Linked DNA regions of Homo sapiens: region 1 is linked to region 2. The links are chromatin contacts, found by Hi-C or POLR2A ChIA-PET in ENCODE. All regions are on one chromosome and are shown on one strand. Each heading gives the region's core, a stretch centred on a gene start or an enhancer-like site at or near the end of the contact. The rest is flanking DNA. Distances are from core to core; before and after follow the strand shown.

Region 1 (6,915 bases), core at 3,595-6,094, 410 kb after region 2:
TCACAGACACACCATTTCTAGAAAAACAGAGGTTCATGGCAGATTGGCATACCCACCTCTATGCAAAGCCAGAGAAATCCCAGCAAATGCAACTTTTGTTAACAACTAAAATGATTTAAATTAATTTCCAGGTGTTCCCAAGGGAGCCTAAAGACAGCCACAACCATCGTTCTGGTTGGCAAACAGCTTCTTGAAATTCAATGCCTCAATGCCTTGTGTCCATAAACCCCATGAAAACTTATGGAAGATGCTAGTCCTTTGTCGGCTTGGCTTCTTTCAGCCTTCTAACTGTTCTCTGTCTTCTGTAATTCTGTCAGTGCCTCCCTTCTCCATGACTGCTTTGGTTTTTCCAATTTCCTTACTTAATCAAACCTCTGCCCACTCTTCGTTTCCCTAAGGGAGCAGGAGTTGGGAGAAAGCTGAAGCAAACCCAGGCAAAATCCAGAAGCAAAGAAAGTAACACATGGGTGTTGGGTTTAGTGGCCAGCTGTGCAATTCCCAGGCTGTCCTCAGTGGGTGAGGCAGGATCCCCATAGACAGGCGGCTCACCAAGCACCTTATACTGCTCCTCCCAAGTTCAGCCACACCCTGAGCTCTGATCAGCTGGGACAAGGAAAATGGTACTCATGTCAGCCCATCTCCCTCCAAAAATTCTTACATACTTGACCCTGATACTTCTATATATTCCAAAAGTAACATTTTTTTTTTCTATCAAAAACTGAGAGGTGACAAAAAGTGCAGAAGGATGAATGTCTAAGTTGTGGCCTTACACACTCAGCTTCTTGCCATCCCTCCTAACCTTCAACCTGTCACAGTCATATAATCTATGACTCAAACTATTCTTTAACCATGAAAAAAGACAAACCAGGAAATTATAGGCTGAAATACCTAAAATTTATTCTATTCAACTGAACGAATCTCCTAATAAGTGTGTGTATATTGAGAAGTCATGCTCTACCTGTTTTGAAAGACATGGAAATTTCAGGAAAAGTGCAAGGTGACAGCAGATCGCAGCTTGTCGAGATTTGTCCTCAAAAGGGTAAGTGCCTGGTCTTGGGCCGAGTTGCCCAACAGTTTGTTAAAGGAGTCTTAAGAGCTGGGAACCGGTATGTTGCCATGGAGCACACCAACTCAATGTTCAAGCTGACCATATTCAAAGTCTGGCACTGCCCCCTCCTAGGCAAGCAGAGGACTCACCTGCCTCCCTCAGTCTCCTCCTTTGTGAAATGGCGATGACAACAATACCCATCTCCTGGGGTTGCTGTGAGGACAGATGAGCAAAGCATTTGGCACACTCTTGGGTATGAGGTCCCCTCCAAAAAAAAGGAACCCAGTCAACTTTTGTTGTTAAGCAGCAACTGGCAAGACCAAGAAGAGCCCTGGAGGCCCCACAAAGTGGGATTCCATAGAGCCACTGGAGCATAGTCAAGTATCCCAAGCAAGAGAGAGGAGAGGGTCCCAGAGGAGGCCCAGGCAGCTGGCGGGTGGAGCACTGGTCGGGAAAGCCAAGGACAGGCACTCGCAGCCAGGGCGGCTGTGTGGGTGGGAGGACGCAGGGGGCTGCGCTCCAGTCTCCCCTAATTAGCTCAACCTGGCTACATCCTTACCATTGCATGTGTTCATCCTTATGTGAAACGGAGCCCATATTGACCTAGCACCCAGTATGTGCAAGGCGCTGGCTGAATAGGGAGCTGCAGCGGGAGATTTCAGCGTGATCATCACCTCAGAGACTTAATAACTGGGTGTTTCTGCCCAGATTCAGAAGTCTGTCCTTTTGTGAGCTGGATTGTAAGGAGATGACCAGATGCTGAGAAATTTTTATTTGGAGGCTGATTTTTTTTTTCTTTCAGTAAGTGGAAAAGCAAAGAATTTGAAAGTGTTTTGGGAAATCTGAACACCAGTTGAATCTTGGTAATGTTTAGGGGGTATTATTAATTTTTAGGTGGAATAATGATAATGTGGCTAAGTTTGACAAGAATCTATTCTTTGGGGATAAAGAATGAACTTTTTTTTTTTTTTTGAGACAGAGTCTTGCTCTGTTGCCCAGGCTGGAGTGCAGTGGCACAATCTCGGCTCACTGTAACCTCCATCTCCCGGGTTAAAACGATTCACCTGCCTCCCAAATAGCTGGGACTACAGGCACACTCCACCACGCCCGGCTAATTTTTGTATTTTTAGTAGAGACAAGGTTTCACCATATTGGCCAGGCTGGTCTCAAACTCCTGACCTCAACTGATCCGCCCACCTCGGCCTCCCAAAGTGCTGGGATTACAAGCATGAGCCACCACACCCGGCCCAGAAGAACTATTGACAGATGAAATGATATGATGTGATATACAGGATATACTTCAGAATTGTACAGGAGGTAGGGCGGTGGATGGTGGCACTGATGAACAGGTTTGGCCATGAGTTGGTGATGCTGAGACTGGGTGGGTACACGGGGTTCATCATATCACTCTGTCTCCTTCTGCATATATTTGAAATTTTCCATAATAAAATGTTTTAAGTTCAGAAAAACTAAAAATGTTTTAACTCAATGATTCTTGTCTTACTAGCACTTGCAATACAGTATTTACTTCCTACAGACGTGTTCTTGGACAAGAAATGAAGCTATGGAAAAACCTGTCAGGGAGGGCTGGAGAACAGATGGACACCCCCACCCGAGGTCAGAAAAGCAACCTACACAGCCCTCCCCACACTTATGTGGGGACCAAGAGTGGGGTCCTGCCCCTCTGGGCCTCTTGGGCTGGAAGAGTACAGGCAGAAGGACTGATGTCCATTTTGACACTGCTTTTAAGCTCAGTAAAAATTACTATAAAATTGGTTTCAATATATTTTTAAAGCACAATGAACTTTTTTTTTTATTTCCTCAGCAGAAAGCCATCATAGCAGGGTAGGCAAGCTACTCAACCTTTCTAACCTTACTTTTCACAACAGGAAAATGGGGATACTTACATATCCCCCATTTCCCAGGGCATGAGGGTGAATGAGATCAGTGTGTCGAGTGCCTAGCACAGTAAGAACTGTAACAGGGTGGGTCTAATATGTGGCTTTTTTGTGGCTGTTAAGCCTCTGAGAGGACCACAGTAGAGCCACCCCATCGTGAACACTCTGAATTTGAATGCTTTTCTTAAACATTTAAATTAAATAAAAATCAAGGCACACATCCTCTGAAACCCCTTTGGGCCAGGTACCTTGCTGGGTGTCAGCCCCTTCAAGTGTCACAGAAGCCATGGCTGTGCTCAGCGCCCCCCAGCCAGAGGAGCTGCCCAGGCTCTGGAAAGAACAGGGCAGTTGGGATAGAGCCACCACAGCTCTCTCTAGTTGAAGAATTACTTGGAAAATGAAGAGTAAGGCACTGCCCACTCTGGTCCATGGCTTTGAATGTCAAAATGCACCCCCAGAAAGCAGACCTGCAGCAGACCAACCCTTCCCAAAGATGGGGTTCAGGGTCCTCTAGACAAACAGCAGACCCTGGGCGTGGCAACATCTCCCAAAAAGGAGCTGAGTCTCAGGCAAGTGGTCCCTGAAGGCCTCTATACACCACAATGTACCTTCACTGGTGCAAAGGCCCTGCCAAATGGCTGTGCAAAAGTGGCCAGGCAAGAGATACAGTTCTAAGAAGAAATCAAGGAGCCATGGCACGCAGGACTCCCAGGAGAGGCAGGTGGCCTGCACAGCCAGTTCACGCTCCAGGCTACTGTGTGGGTGGCCTCCTGCTGACAAGCTTCAGCCAGAAGCGGGTATTTGGGACTTTGGGTGACAAGACTGGAGGAGACAAGGGAACCTAAGCAGAAGGTCATCCAGACCACCGTCAGAGTGGCCACACCAAGTCTTTGGGTTCTTGCTCTAAGTCTGCCAGCCAGATGAAGGGATGGAGGATTCACATCCAGCCACATCTTGACCCTGCTGATTCTGGAGGAGAATGGATGGAGCCCTGCACTGGCTCCACCTGCTCCCTCTTCTCCCATAAGAGGAAACAAGAAAGGAGGCTGGAGAGCCCAAGACAAAACTCAAGAATGTTCTCGAAAGGTCCTTGGGCTTTGAGACCTTCACAATGCAGTCATAAGATTATCCTGAGCTTCTGAAAGCCCCCTGGCTCCAGAGAAGAGAGCAATCTCTGGCTGCTAAACCTTGAGTGCAAAGGCTAAGGGCACGCCGGGGCCAGAATGCCTGGGTTCAAATCCTAGCTCTGCTATGTATTAGCTCTGTAACATTGGGCAAAGTACTTAACCCCTGTTTCCTCCTCTGTAAAATGAGGATAACTATGGCCCTATAGGGCAGAGTCGTTGCCTAGAACAGTAGAGAACTCAAAATTAATTTAGCAAGGGGCCCTCCTCTGCCCAGTGGGATGTGCTACTATTGACCCCATGGGGTTCTGGAAGAAATCAACATGCTACTACAATGGAAGGCATTTGAAGGAAGTGGAAAGTTTTCACAGAAAGTAGCCCAGAGACATGCACAGAGTGCTGCTCTCTGTGCAGACCAGAAACCCCAAAGATTTGTGCCTCTTTCTGTCAGAATGCAGCTTTCTGGAGCCCACCGGGCTATAGAAGCTGCATGGCGTCTGGAATGGGAATGGGTTGGCCTAGTCTTCCCCTGGAGGTATGGAGAGGAAAGGTGACACTTTCAGGCTTTGTGCAGGACAAGCAGAGAATATCACTCAAATCCAAGCTGGCTGCCCTGTGGGGGACACAGGCCCATGCCGGCAGGCCTGGGGAGAGCCACCGCTTGCTGAGGTTAGGCCAGCACCAGTGGGTGTGAGGAACCCACCTCCAGTCTCAAGAGCAGGGTTGGGCTTCCCTGGATGGGGAGGAAAGGGTTAAGCCGGCTTGGGCTCTGGAGGGAAAGCACTCGGCAGCTATAAACAGAGAGCCTAGGGAGGGAGGGGGCTGACAGGATGTGGCCAGGGCTCGAGCTGTCTGATTATTAACTTCACTTTTATTTGGAGGGGGATTTGATTCTCTGTTTTACTTCCCATCAAGGAAGTGAAAGCCCAGGTCTCAGAGGGGCCTGGTTTCAAATTGTTTTGTCACAGCTCATTTATTTTTCCTTTTAAATAAATAAACAAAACCACCTCTTTGTTTTCCCCTTAATGAGCATTCAGCAAATCATCTGTGGGTGAGGCATGAACGGGGTTTTCTGGAGTCCTTCATGGGAGAACATTTGGCTTATTATTTTAAAAGGAAAAAGCAAGGATGTCTCCTTTAGCTCCCAGTCTTCTCCAAGGCTGTGAAGGCACTTTCTCTTTTGCCTCCTCTGAAATACCGACCTAGACCAGCGAGGAGTCTGAAATCACAGCCTCAAGCTCGGCCAAGGCCCCAGGAGCTTCCTTGGTTGGACCTTGGGGCTGGACCCGCAGCCTGCCATTCCATCTGACAGGCCCTGACCCTGAGGCCACGCAGAGGAAGCACCCAGCACGGGCTCAGTGGTTTGTCTTCTTGCTTGGGCTCAGACCCATGGCTTTTGTTCCTCTGACACCCTGACATTTCTACTAAAATAACAAAGCAATTAAACACACAAAAGGATTCCATGACAGCCTTAAAAAACACCATTACATGTTCCTTTACCCAAGGTTGAAAACATTTGGGAACTTGATTTCCAACATCAAAATCCAGATCAAAACCCATTCAACAATCCCATGATCCCCTTGCAACAACCCTTTCCTGGCCAGTATCACAGGGTGCCGACCCTCACAGGGTCTCACAATTCAACAATTCAGTGAGAGAGGATGCAGCAACAAAGACTGTAACGAAAAAACAAGAGAGTCTAGGGTCTCACATCAACAATTCAGTGAAAGAGGATGCAGCAACAAAGACTGTAAGGGAAAAACAGGAGAGTCTACAGCTGAAGCTACTGCTACTCAAGGTGGGCAGAGAACGGAAGAGACGGATTCTGTTGGAAACTAAGAGGGGAAATCCAGGAAGGCTTCCTGGTGGAGCTGATCTTTAAGCTGAACCTTGAAGGACTGGTAAGATGAACGGATGTTCTGGAACCTGAGAAACACCCAAGTACCAGAGAGACAGCATCCATGTGTGAACTACTCTAGACAGAGGCAACAGGCGTGGTGGGGCCTGGGGCTCCTCAGAATGGCACCTCAAGTCCCCATGGTGGTCAGGGACTGGAATGCATCGGCCGCCTGCAGCCAGCTCCGCGGGGCCAGTCCCTGACCTCTGGCTCGGAGATTGGTGTGCCCGGTGAAGGAGTTGCCCAAGCATCTTAGGCAACCAGATACTACGCCTGGCCTTGGACCCTGCCACTTGCCTGCCCCACAAAAACCTGCTGACCGCTGTGACCTACTTTAACGCCCTCTGACTTCCCGCTCTTTGAATATGGGGCAAAAAGAAGAAGGGCGACTGGCACCATCCAATTCACTTGAGGCTCGGAGGCTCAGGCCTGCCTTCCTGGCGGCTACTGGGGTGGCGTTTCCCAGCACCCCCGGGAAGCTACCAAGGTCCAGGGCTCTCCTGGGCTTCTGCGACGCCCACGCACTCCTGCGGCCGAGCTTCGCGGTCGGGCTCTCCCGTCGCCACCCCGGCGTCTGCTCAGCCGCGAGCGAGAACCAAGCCGGGCCGGGCGCGGGGCCCGGGCGAGGCCGCCAAGATGGCCGACGCGCTCGGCAGCGCGCGGATCACGCGGGAAGGCTGCCCTTGGCCTCCCGGGAAACAGCCAAGGTTCCGCCGCCCTCCTTGGCGCTCTGCCCCGGCCGGCCTGCCGGGATCTCCTCCCCGGCGCGGTCTGCGGCTCCCGGGGCCTCGCAAACCTTCCAGGCCCGAGGCCATCCAGACGTGCACACCAGGCCCGGCCCGCGAGGGGAGACACAGGGGCCGGGGCTGCGGCGGCTGAGCTCCCTGGGCGGCTCGGAACGCAAGGGGCCGGCGAGCCGACGCTGCTGCAGGAGGCTGCGGCGTGGGG
Region 2 (7,073 bases), core at 3,887-6,386:
CTGGGAACAGAGGTCCGTCCCCTGCACTGGCCTCGGCTCCCCGCACCAGAACATTCAGGCATCAATGGGAAACAGCAAGATCTGTCGGCATCCCCCCCTTTCTTCAGGCTTTGAGGGCCACATTCTCCACGGCCATCTGTTCCCTTTCACCTCTCTGGACAATGTTGCTTTTTAAAGCCAGCGATTCTTCCTCCTTTATCCCCTCCTCTCCCGCCTCCCCTTCTTCTGTGCTCCCACCCTTTCTACCTCTCCTCTCTTTGCCCGATTCCTATGAAATTAGCCTCTCTTAAGATAAGATTTGCCCTTCCTCCATACAAAGCTGTTTTGCAAACACTATGGGTTTTTGAATTTTTATTTTTACATTTTGTTTGAAGTGAGGGCTTGCTACTTTTAAAGTTTGTGATTGTCTTGTGGAGGGGGTAGTCTTTTGATAGGGATAGGAAGGGGGAGGATAGAAAAACTTTTTAGTCATGAAAAAAGAAAATACAGAATAATAATGAGTTTTAGGTTCCTGCTGGCAGGCACTTGCCTCTTTAAAGAAGGAATCCTCCCTTTCCTTTCCTTGATGATCAGTTTAAGGAAATTTTTATGCTCTCGAGGTCTTCCCACCTTTTATTGTATTACTATTTTGTTGTTGCTGCAATGTTGTTGTTGTGCTGTTTTTAATTTAGAGCCAGGGCTTCTGTGGATCTGGTACAGCGGATTCCTTTGTCTTGGACAGAGCCATATACAACTCCAGAGGTTCCTGGATTCAGGCAGAGTGCCCATGGTGCCTTCTAGATGAAGCAATCATCCTGACTCAAGGGCTGGACATCAAGGGGTGTTTGCCCCAGGACTGACCAGTGACTAAGTGTGTGACCTTGGGTACATCACTTTCTTTAAGAATAATGATGACAGAATCATTTACTTCAAAAAATTTTTAACACATGATTCTTCTGTTTTTACTATTACTTGGTTTCACAAGCAAGACGAGTCCGTGGTAATGTCATGAAAACTTATGGGTTATCCTTGGGTAAGGATGTACCAAGAATCCACCGTTAGGGTCTAGTTGAGCAGCAGACATGGGAAATATCTAAAACAAGGACGGACTCCTGGCTGTGGCTGCCTGTCAGGATCACAGAGCAGGGACACGGGCACCGGCAGAGTTGGGCTGACAGATTGAATCCTGTCTCTCCTACTTACTAGCTATACAGATATCAGTAAGGTTTTGTCATCTATAAAATAGGGGCAACACTAGAGATATACTTCGTATGGTCGTTGAGACAATTAAGAGATTTTTATCACGTAAAGCACTTGGAATAGTTTCTGGAACCTGGTCGGTACTATGTCGTTGTCCCTCTTCCTATCCCACATCCACATTACAGATGAAAACATGGGCTAACGGGTTTTCTGCAGGGCTCTTCTTAGTCTTTCACATTCACCTTCTGCTGGTTCATTTTTTCATTGCAGAGTGAACACTGATAAAATAAATAATGTAATTATCAGATTATAATGATGATTAACACAGCGATTCTATTTAGAAATGTCATAAAATAGTGAAACATCCTAAGATACAGAAAGATATATGATCATGTACTTCTGGCAAAGAAGGTGAACCAGATGTGGAGATGATAGTCATAGAAGGAAAGCCAGTCATGATTTTGGCAACTGGGATCACCTTACATATTTTCAGTTGGAGAAAACCTGGAGATTTATTTTTCTTTTGGTATCAATTTCTAGAAACCTGTCGTATGACTAAGAGTTTCCCAACAATAGGGAGAGAACATTATTAAAATATGCTTTTCTAGAAAGGCCCAAATGACTCTGAATAAGAAACTGAATATTATAATTTAATGAGGAAAAGAAAATGAATGGGATGTCCAGAAAATTGGGGCGGGGAGGGGGTAGTTTCCATGCATTTTCCCTCCTAGAAAGGGAGATTAATGGCCATTCTTGTAATATCTAAATGGCCAAAAGAAACAATGAAAAGAAAAATAATGAATCAGACTCTGGGGTTTAAATCCTGACTCTGCCACTTGCCAGGTGGCCTTGGGCAAATCACTTTCTTTGTAGCGCAGCTTCCTTCACTAGAAAATTGGTATGATAATGGTACCTCCCTCACAGAGATAATGTATGTAAGGTGTTTAGCCTGGAAAACAATAATTATCCCAAAGTGTTACCTCATAATTCTTTACTGTAATGTCTTATATCAACTGACATCTGAGATGTGGGACACATTACCCAAAGTTGGTAGTCTTGATCACTTTGCGGATGCTGGTCATTTGCAGTAAACCCATAGTTCTGTCTCATTTCTGGATAAGCATTGGCCTTCGAGGAAGAAGGAAATTGGTTTGCTTAAGAATTCATATTTTGCAGATGTGAACTGACTGGCTACTGACACCAAAACCAGTTCCCCCAATTAAAATAACCCTGCTAGCCTCAGCACATTTTGTTCATGAGCTCCCTCTCCCGCCATGAGGCGGCTGCCTGAAAGTACTTGACTGCCCTACCCTCCACTCCCCGGGGATTGGGACATGCTTGTGAAGAGATACTTGAGGAAGTTAAAGCAAGGTCATCTCCATTGCCTAAGCCCCACACCCTGGTAAACTGCACACTGTTTGGACCTTGAAACTTGTGAGCTGCGAATTCCTGTCATAAATGGAGTTTTCCTCCCTCCTGTGGCCCCAGTTTGTGGTGAGCCTTGTGTTGGCATGGTGGCCATGGGGACACCCCTCGTGTGTGTGTGTGTAGGCCCCCAAAAGGAGAAGTGTAGCAGCTTCCCTCAGCCTTGCCTCAGAAAGCCGGGTCCAGATGGCCAAGGAAGCACACTGCATTGAAGGAACTCTGCAGCCAGAGTGAATTTACCAGTGTGGGAAACAAAAACGTTCGGGTTCTGGTCTAAAATTCTGGGAGCAAAGGACACTGGGATTGCCTCCACCAAATGTCAACATTTTACTTCTTCCCCCACCCCCTTCTCAGAGCCTCGAGGGCAGCAAACATATGTGAGGCCAGCATTCCATTCCCTCCCACGCAGGAACATATGCTGATTCCTATCAGGATCCTCTGCTTCCCAAAGAGGCTGATGGAGATGGGGAGGGAGGAAAGCATAACCATAAATCCTCACACTCTGGGCAAGGTGATAATTGAAAGCATTCTCCACCATGACGTGCTCTCCAGTGCCAGGGCAGCAGGCAGCTGGGACAGCTAAAGCTGGGGAAGGCCTGGGCCGGGGCCCAGCTCTCCCTCTGACCAGGTGAATTTTGGTGGTCAAGTCACTTCTCTGCCTATGAAACGGGAATAAGGATTGTATCCATGTTGTGGGATCAAAGGAAGCACTTTAAGTCAAATTCATCAGATGCACTTAGGCACTCTGGAGTTTTCAAAGCACCTCAGCATTTCTGTCTTGTCTCACTTGATTCTTTTTGCTCCCCTACTTGCACTCTGTTCCTGCTGTCACTGAGGAAACACAGCAGAGTGTGAACTCTGAAAGCTGACCCTTGTTTGGTGTCTTGAAGCAATGCAGGTCAAGGAGCAAGACTGAGGAGGGGCCTTAATGAGGGTCTCTGAGTGAGGACCTGGGCCCGGTAACCAGCCCTGGCCTGTTTCATGCCCAGGCTATCAGCCGCCCCTCCTACCAAGTCTCTCTGAATTAATATTTTGGGTGTCTCCTCAGACAACAGCTCCAAGCAGATGAATTATGGCAGTTCTAAAGGGTATTTACATCTCTTCTCTCTATTCCTCTTGGGAAGCAGGGTGGGGGATTAAGTCAGTCTTAAAAACTGGCTAAAGGGCATTCTCCAGAATGATGTCTTCTGAGATTAAAAGGACACAGAGCCACATCACAAGATACTAGGTGGAGATTTTCTAATACAAATGCATGCATGATGGTACATGGACTGTCTGCGGGATCTGAGGAGTCTGTAATTGCAGGCAAAACAGCAAATGCCTAATACATGATTTTTTTTCAAATGTTAGCATATATTAGGATCATCTGAGAGAGGTTTTTGAAAATATGGACTCTTGGGCATCACCTCCAAAGATTCTGATTCATCAGGTTTGGGATGGGGCCTAGGATTCTGCATTTTACAAAGTTAACAGATGATTCTGATGTATAGAAACATATGAATGCCCTAGTAATTTCTCCAGAGATCCAATCCCATGTCTTGATTTTATATCAATGACCAAGTAATCTCTCTGGAAAGGCCAACCTACATTTTCCCACTAATTTTTTTGGGGGGGAAGGAGAGTTCAAACCTACAGAAAAGTTCCAAGAAAAGTATATTGAACTCCCCATATACCCTTTACCTGATTTTTTTTTGTGTTTTTTTTTTTTTTTGAGATGGAGTCTTACTGTGTCGCCCAGGCTGGAGTGCAGTGGCGCAATCTCGGCTCACTGCAAACTCCTCTTCCCGGGTTCACGCCATTCTCCTGCCTCAGCCTCCCGAGTAGCTGGGACTACAGGCACCCGCCACAATGCCCGGCTAATTTTTTAGTAGTTTTGGTAGAGATGGGGTTTCACCGTGTTAGCCAGGATGGCCTCCATCTCCTGACTTCATGATCCACCCGCCTTGGCCTCCCAAAGTGCCGGGATTACAGGCGTGAGCCACCAAGCCCAGCTCTTTACCTGATTTTTAACACTTTGCCTCATTTATTTTTATCTCTTGTATATTAGTTACCAATTTATTTTATAATATTGTTAACTTATTATAATTATCTTTGCTGAACCATCTGAGGGCAAGTTACAGATATCATATCCTTTCATCCCCAAATACTTCAGCATTTATCTCTTAAGAACAAGAACTTCTCTTACATAACCACAGTACAATGATCTCACCCAGGAAATTAGTATTGATACAATACTATTATATAATATACTGGCAATATTCAAACTTTGCCAGGTGTCCCAATAATGTACTCTATGGCAGTTTTTTCCAGGATGCAGTCCAGGATTAGACATGGCATTTTAGTTGAAATGTCTTTTTGCACTAATGGTTTTTAAAGCCATTGATGTTCTCCCAGAAAAATTTTTCTTCAAGAACATATTTCCTAATAAACAAATCATATTTCTTTTCTCTTCTGTTCTTACTGCTTGCAAAGAGCCAGTGATCCAAAGTGGGCCTGAAGCAACAGCAGGCTTACCCAGGCCTGATTCTTCACAAGCTAAGGCCTGGGCAAAGGACCCTCTCTCAGCCCTGGGTTTGCCTTGTGAGCTGATTTCCTGAAGGCAAACCACATGACTGCTGGTGTGTCCCCTTGCTGTTCAGTCAAGTGGGTGGCCACCTGGCTTTCTCCTTGTCCCAAAGTACTTCGTTGGATATGTAAAGCGACCAAATGTTACTTCACTGTAGTTTGAATCTTACCCAGAAAGAGTGACTGGTAAAGGACATGCCACTTTGCACCCTTCCCAGCTCTCTCCAAAGGCAGCTGGCTGAATGCACACTTCTGAGGGTGATGTTTTTTCCAGCACTCAGGGATATACCCAGTGTGAGATCAGAATCAGCAGCTGTATTCATTCTGCCTCAGCCAGTGCCATCTGAAACAAACATCAAGTGGTCAAAAAATGAGATGGTGACCATGTATAATACACAAGACTTATTAGAATTCAACTCTGGTATCCGCCTGCTGCCTCTGACTCTACAATGGGAGCAGGAAAGCAAAGCTCATACCAGGACAGCTGAAAGGTGTGGTCTGAGGATTTCATGGTGAACAGATAGAACACACTGTGGGGGAAAAAAAACATATTTTATGCAAGCATCTTTCTGGCTTGTCTTGAATGAAGCTAAATTTAAAGAGAAAGTGCCACAGATTTCTTTAAATGGTTAGGTTTTTGTTTTCTTTGTTTTATTTTGCTAGTATTTACTTAAGGGTAATATGTGTTTTCTGTAATGAGTGAATTTATTTTTAATTAAAAACTTATTTGCAAAGGTCAAGAGATTTCACTACAAGTCACCATTCAGGATTTTTTTTTTCCTTTCCTTAAGTAGAAGGTAGCAAGGGGAAAGCTGTATTGGAGAAAAGGTTCAGGGGCATGGCCTCCTGGAGAATGTTGGGAGTTGAGCTGATGGGAGGAGATTGCTTCTTTTTATTCAGACAATCTAGTTCTGTTCTTCTTATGCCTACTATTGTTTTCCTTGCCATCTTTGAGACCTTGATGATCGACACTGCAGACACAGCAGAGAATCCTAGTACAGACTGAAGCTTTTCGTATAAAGTGAGCATGCTCACTGTGATTCTGGACAGTTCCTACATAGTATCTCTGTAGGATAACATATGTCTTGGTTTTCTCAGGGCAAGCTCAGTTTATCTCTGTTATCCCAGTATAACTATTAAAATGTCCCCATTTCATTTTCAAAAATGTCCTGGTTGGATAAGAACTTAAAGTATTTTGTTAAGACTCTGGGAAACTGAAGGTATTTTCTCCCTGTCCATGAGCCAGTGGAGTTGTTGAGTGATTTGTGCTGGTGCATACCAGTCTCTAGCCTAGTGGATGGCTCACCCCCGCTTCTCCCCTACCTTGTGCTATGGAGGATCCATCCCTAACTCTTGCATTCCAGAGGTTCTGATTGCCTCACTTCTTCCTGTCTTCTGCTTCACATTTCTTACCTTTCTCAGTAACGAGTTTGCTGAGACTTGCATCAGCCTAGGTATGTTGTGCAAGTAAAGCCTCTGGACTGCATTCACTCCTTTCACCTCCAGCCAAGAGACATCAGGAATGAAATTTTCTGCTTTACTAAAGTGAAGCAGCCCATTCTTTACCAGCCAAATGCCTTCCTCGGTGGGTAAATGGTATTAGTTGAAGCAGTTATTACATAGTTTTATGCCTCAGATCCTGTATTTATAAATCTGAAAGACGACTAATAGCTTTAAAGTATTTTGAGAATCTCAAAGCTCAGAAGATTATAAATAACAAAAGATATATTTTTTCGTATCTAAAATGGTAGCACAAATACTGCGGTTGCTTACTTAATAGATAGCGTGTGGTCCCTGAGCCATTGCAGCTGATGGGTTTTTTCCAGTGCTCTATTTATAGAGCTAGGTCAGAAATATCACTTCCGTTGGAACCTGACCTATAGACCATTGTCAATTTTAGAGAC

What was found. Hi-C counts contacts between places; a loop is a spot of excess contacts on that map. ChIA-PET counts read pairs that join two places held with the same protein, here RNA polymerase II (POLR2A). Pooled maps may share reads with other maps.
Region 1: a loop to region 2 is called in a map of B cell, with 6 times the contacts of the local background. The contact joins two enhancer-like sites. A Hi-C loop is called at or near these places in 9 of 168 maps with a recorded cell type or tissue (B cell, GM12878, Right ventricle myocardium superior and 5 more), 36 of 37 single-sample maps with no recorded cell type and 21 of 50 pooled maps. POLR2A ChIA-PET finds 5 or more read pairs at or near these places in 6 of 52 experiments (CD4-positive, alpha-beta memory T cell, CD8-positive, alpha-beta T cell, GM12878 and 3 more).

The regions. Positions count from the first base shown.
Region 1 is chr14:68,809,852-68,816,766 of GRCh38, forward strand. No RefSeq gene overlaps it. Among named protein-coding and RNA genes, the nearest start is that of ZFP36L1, 20 kb to the left of the region's middle. RefSeq lists enhancers at 5,172-5,291, 5,897-6,116, 6,197-6,426, 6,443-6,915 and a silencer at 6,567-6,915. Within about 2 kb of position 4,845, at least 29 of the 41 ENCODE cell types and tissues checked have a DNase peak (open chromatin) inside an H3K27ac peak, as active enhancers do; they include B cell, where a contact is called at or near this core.
Region 2 is chr14:68,394,960-68,402,032 of GRCh38, forward strand. All of the region lies in intron 8 of RAD51B (RAD51 paralog B), which reads left to right. It overlaps LOC101927971 (a long non-coding RNA gene), which reads right to left. Exons shown (of 4, transcript XR_245776.5): 2 at 5,340-5,512; 3 at 2,221-2,307; 4 at 337-1,457. Among named protein-coding and RNA genes, the nearest start is that of RAD51B-AS1, 290 kb to the right of the region's middle. RefSeq lists an enhancer at 2,204-2,930. Within about 2 kb of position 5,137, at least 2 of the 41 ENCODE cell types and tissues checked have a DNase peak (open chromatin) inside an H3K27ac peak, as active enhancers do; they include B cell, where a contact is called at or near this core.